2 separate regions of the Homo sapiens genome follow, and region 1 is linked to region 2. Evidence: chromatin contacts called from ENCODE Hi-C or POLR2A ChIA-PET data. All regions are on one chromosome and are shown on one strand. Each heading gives the region's core, a stretch centred on a gene start or an enhancer-like site at or near the end of the contact. The rest is flanking DNA. Distances are from core to core; before and after follow the strand shown.

The links. A loop is a pair of places that touch in the nucleus more often than their neighbours do. ChIA-PET counts read pairs that join two places held with the same protein, here RNA polymerase II (POLR2A). Pooled maps may share reads with other maps.
Region 1: a map with no recorded cell type shows a loop between it and region 2 (8-fold over the local background). The contact joins two enhancer-like sites. A Hi-C loop is called at or near these places in 1 of 37 single-sample maps with no recorded cell type and 1 of 50 pooled maps. POLR2A ChIA-PET finds 5 or more read pairs at or near these places in 1 of 52 experiments (RWPE1).

Annotation. Positions count from the first base shown.
Region 1 is chr9:91,034,144-91,036,843 of GRCh38, reverse strand. No RefSeq gene overlaps it. Among named protein-coding and RNA genes, the nearest start is that of LINC02957, 38 kb to the right of the region's middle. RefSeq lists enhancers at 958-1,007, 1,018-1,067, 1,178-1,437. Within about 2 kb of position 1,288, at least 3 of the 41 ENCODE cell types and tissues checked have a DNase peak (open chromatin) inside an H3K27ac peak, as active enhancers do.
Region 2 is chr9:90,772,892-90,775,591 of GRCh38, reverse strand. No RefSeq gene overlaps it. Among named protein-coding and RNA genes, the nearest start is that of SYK, 28 kb to the left of the region's middle. RefSeq lists an enhancer at 826-885. Within about 2 kb of position 1,436, at least 4 of the 41 ENCODE cell types and tissues checked have a DNase peak (open chromatin) inside an H3K27ac peak, as active enhancers do.

The DNA.
Region 1 (2,700 bases), core at 39-2,538, 260 kb before region 2:
TTCCACGGAAGCCCTGCAGTACCCTCTCCACGGACTCTTCACCCATGCTAACTGGTGGTGGATGTGATCCTCAAACAATTTAAACGTGGTTTGAATTTTGCCTCACTCTTATTCAGAAGGCCGTGCTGGCATTTCTGGAAATGGTGTGAGTGAGATGGGCGAGGGGGCTGGCCTGCACTCTCATGAGCGGGCGGCTGAGCATGGTGCTCTGAAGGGCATCTTCCTGAGCCTGGGTGGCTAGGGGTGATGGGGCAGGAGGAGGAGGGCTTGATATTGTGGCTGGTGGTCCCTGTAGTCTCACAGGTGCCTTCAGTGGAAGGGAATGTTGGCCCACGTGGCTGAGGCATGGTGAATCGGGGAGCGGTGGCTGGTCTGCTGGACAAGCAGGTGCTGCCAGGCTGTGACGGCATCAAGAAGTCCAGGGTTTATTTGCTCCTGTGGGACCTGAGGCATCCAAAGCTGCCCTGAACTGCCCACCTCCTGCATTGCTCTAACAACTCGCGCCCAGCCCCCAGGAGGGGAGGGCAGAAGGCAGCCCTGCTCTGAAACAGGGGTTTCAGGGGATAGTGAGGATAGTGGGGGCAACAGTATCAGGAGACTATCCTGAGGAATTAGTTTCTGAGTAAAAAGAAAAATAGAATATGTATTCTTTCTCTCCCGTCCACACCTGTCTTTGCTCAGGACAGAAAACAGGTAGAACCTGTCATTTTGGAGCCTGTACCTCACCGTAAACAAATACATTAGCATTACGGTTTTATGCCTCGTCTCTTGTGATGGGCAGGGGGACCTGGGCCCATCTGCTGTTGGCCATGTGGGACAGACTCCGTCCTCCAGGCCTGGGGGCCACACCTGCTGGACTATGGCCGTGCCTCCCTCGGGTCCAGCTGGAAGTGGCTTCGGGGCAGCTACGGTTCTACATGCCAGAGAGCCCTTGTGTGTATTTGATGGCCAAACCTTTCAGGTTTTTCTTGTGCGTTTGTGATGTTGGGGTGGGTTTAGGAGTAGATTATACAGCAGGCAGGAGGAAGTTATTTTTTACAGTCAGCAGAGGCCGAAAACTGTTTTGTTTTGCAAAACAACCCCAGGCGCTATTTTGGTTGAGGAAAGATGGTTTCAAAAGTAAAATTGTGAGACGAGAAGCTAACTTCTTCCACTTGTGGAACATCCTGTGTCAGGCATGAGAAAGGCAAGAGGGGCCCATGAGCTGAAGAGGTGGCCCAGAATGTTTCTGTGGCCAGGCAGCGGCGGAGGGCTTTTAGGGACAGGTGCCTGCTGGCCAACTCTTAGGGTGGCTGGGACATGCAGGGTGCTGTCCTGTGGCTTCCAGATGTTCTGCAAAAGTCTGGGACATATGACTGTCCTTGTGGGAGGATGCCCGGAGGAGTTTTGTTTAGTGAGCGGCATGCCATATTTGGGTTGCCAATTTGAAGACAGAAGAAGACAGCCCTGGGAGATGGGAGGCTTGAGGGCCTGAGAGGCACCTGTCCTTGAGCTTCTGCCCCTCAGGAAGACAGCACAGGGCTGTTAACTGTCACAGAGGCCCGGGTTTCCCACGTGCTGGGCTGTTATTTTCACAGCACCCAGCAAGAAAGTGTCAGCGGCTGGCTGGGTGCGGTGGCTCATGCCTGTAATCCTAGCACTTTGGGAGCCCCAGGCAGGCAGATAACCTGAGGTCAGGAGTTCAAGACTAGTGTGGCCAACACGGCGAAACCCCATCTCTACTAAAAATACAAACATTAGCCAGGTGTGGTAGTGTGCACCCATAGACCCAGCTACTTGAGAGGCTGAGGCACGAGCGTTGCTTGAACCTGGGAGGCGGAGGTTGCAGTGAGCTGAGATCACGCCGCTGCACTCCAGTCTGGGTGACAGAGTGAGACTCCATCTCAAAAAAAAATTTATAATAATAAAAAAGAAAGTGTCAGAGGCTGCTTTTTGCAGAGGAGGAAACTGAGAATGTGGGAGGCTCCCTGAGTCACTTGACCACCTGGGCAGGTAGGAGGATCAGATTCAGGATCAGAGGAAGGCTGGTTTAATGTTTCAGTAGCTTATTTTGCTTCTGGACATGATCACGTGCATGCAGTCTGTGATAAACACTGCGTCCTTGGTGAGTGAGGAAGAAGGAAGGACACCTGCTTGTGACTGAACAACGAGTGGCCTACATGTCTGTGGTGCTAACCCAAGCTGGTGGGAAAGCTGAAGCTGCTCCTGTGTCCCCAGGCAACTGCGTCTGTCCAGCACTGGCAAGGCTGGGGAGTGGAGGCCGGGGAAGAGGAACGACGGAGGTTCTCAGCGCGCTTCCCCAGATGCTCCCACCAGCATCTGGGTCTGCAGCAAGGAAAGATGGTTCTCCAGGGCCCACTGCAAAGTCCCTGTAAATCTCTCTCTTTTTTTTTTTTTTTTTTTTTGGGATGGAGTCTCGCTCTGTCACCCAGGCTGGAGTGCAGTGGCACGAGCTTGGCTCACTGCAACCTCCTCCACCCAGGTTCAAGTCATTCTCCTGCCTCAGCTTCCCAAGTAGCTGGGACTACAGGTGTGCACCATCAAGACCAGCTAATTTTTGTATTTTTAGTAGATACGAGGTTTCACCCTGTTGGCCAGGCTGGTCCTGAATTCCTGACCTCAAGTGATCCACCCACCTTGTCCTCCCAAAGTGTTGGGATTACAGGTGTAAGCCACCACACCTGGTCAAAGTCTTTGTAA
Region 2 (2,700 bases), core at 187-2,686:
CCATAAAATATATATTTTCCTTAACTCAAGAGATAAGAAAGCAACTGTCTTCATGACCCAAAGCAGTATCTTTTCAAACGTTGTATTTGGCAAGATAAACATATTTAGTTTTTATAATCTCTACAGTGTATGTTCTTTGCGCTTTTCCAGTATAATACTATATATTTTATATACAGCAACAGAAATTGGCATGCATATTTTTATATGCATCAATATGTGTATGTGAATTTATACATATACTCTGTCCATACGTGTATTTCGTTTAGGTGTGAAATAGTAACAATGGCTCCTATTTCCTCAGTGTCCACTTTGTGTAGGCAACCAGGGGCTTTATATTTTCTGTCTTTAATTCTTACAAAAATTTTGCAAAATAAGTATTGTCACTCGCATGATCCAATGAGAATTTGGAGACAGGAAAGATTAATCACTCCATTGAAGGAATACCGGTAGTAAGTAGTGAAGCTGGGATTATTTCTGGAATTTCAATCCAAACCCATTAGTGGTGGCGATTTGAATGATTCTTGCACAATGGCCCTAGTGCTGTGTGGCTGTCCAGAAGGAAGGACACAGGAAGGACAAGCGCTGGTGTTGAGGCAACGTGTGGGCAACCCTTGCTAGCACATGTGTTGTTTGGTGGCATGAGGTTCTCAGTTAATATGAACCACACCTGCTCAAGCTTGTTTACTGGAGGCACTGCTCCCTCAGCAGGATCTAATGGGAATGCCCTCATTTGGTTTTGGTCACAGTCCTGAGAGTGTGACAAACCACATAAAAGGGGAACCAGGCCTCCTACCAGGTGCCCAAGGGTGTTGCAGACCAGGGCCACCTCTTTTCTTCGATGTGAGTGCTGAGAAGACTTGCTTAGCATGTGCTGCTCAAAAAATACTTGGGAGTGAATGAATAGAAAAATGGACAAATGGACTTTTCTATGGTTCAGTCATTAATAGCCCCTGCCCTCGAGCCTACCGCCCCAGCCCAGCTGCTCATGGCCTATGGAATTTCCTCCTCACTTTGACAGTTGCACTAGCTTCACATGGCCTTTTGGGAATAGCACCTGTGCTACCCTCCAGGTGAACTGCTCTGTAGGGGGCAAATGTGAGCAAAGCGTTAGGCCCAGCCCACAGGGAATGTTTCCTTGTGTGGGGCAGTGGGGTAGGCCAGGCGCAGTGTCCAGGACACATGTCCACTGAGATGGGTTGTGACTGGGGGATGGAGCTAAAGATGCTCATGAAAGCCCAGGATGCCTTGGGGACAGTGGGAGGTTTGGCCTGGGATGACTCCCCTCCTCATCCCTAGGCAGACATGTGACTTTGGGTCCCTATGTCAAGTCCTGAGAGTTTTCAGTTTCTGCATCTGCAAGGAGGAAGTTGGAGCAATAATAACCAACATTTGTTAGAACACGAAGTGTCACATACTCTGCTTACAACTTGATGTGCATTTTATTCTTTAATCTTTGGATAAGTGGCCCCAGGGATTATCGCATCTCACATATGAGAAACTGATGCTTAGAGGGGTTGACAACTTGCCCAAGATGGCACAGCTAGTACCAGCACAACGTGAGCCTGACTCCAAACCCACACTTCCTATGTGACCCTCACCATCCCGATAGTTCCAAGTGCACTTCTGACCTCCTGATTTTGCCCCTGGAGAGTGAGAGACTTTGCAACTGTAACAACCTCACTTCACCTTTTATGCAAATCTCATGTATAATTTTCATAAACTTTATTTTTTTAAAATGTAATTCCCCAGAGGCCTTCCCTACCTGACTTGGCCTTGGATGGGCAGCAGAGGGCAATGTAGTCTCAGGGAGGCACCCTCCCTTCCCCTGGGCTGGGAACTGTGAAAATCTAACCACTGCTAGCAAAAACCAGTCTCAGCTGGAAATGGTCTAATCTTCTTGGAGGGGATGTTGGAGAATACATAGCAATAGATTCAGATGAAATCCTGTCTCAGTAGGCACACTTAGAATATTGTTCCTTGGATGGCATTAGAAAGGGAATCTTTTTTTTTTTTTTTGTAATATAGAGTTCTCATTTTATTCCATGCATGAAAAGAAGAGATAAAGGTTTTGTGCTTTTCCTCGCCTCTATTAATAGAAGTTATTAACATGCCTATAATAGAAACCATTTCACCTTCGCTGGAACTGATGATGATGCTTCATGATAGCACAGTGGTGCCCTGTTGCCAAGTATTAGATATGGTCCAATGTCTCAAAAATTACCAGTCAAACGGATTTGTGAGTGTCACAGGTTGTTTTTAAGATCTTTATAATTATTATTTTTAGACTTGGTATCTTTTATATCCATACACTGCTAGGATTCAGATCTGAAAGTCAGATTGCCCTAATAAACTAGTAGGGGCTCCTTGGGTGACAAAGCCACTCTGACAGTGACTTCATTGGCTGTTCATTGGCCACATACCCTCGCCTGGTTCTCTGAAGAGACATCACATCGCAGGATGTGATGAACACTAGTTTTTATTTTCTTAGCAATATTTCATTAATTCTTGGTGTGTCGTAGTGAATAAATTACTGTCAACATCTTTTGAGCACCCAACATGCCAGAGCATTTCTAAACAAAGGCAATTGACAAAAGATGTAGAATACAAATGTTTGAGCGCTTAAGGGCTGGGTGCTTTTTAAGTGCTTTATCTGTATGACTGTGTTATGTCCTCACAACAGCCCTACAGGTATTATCATCA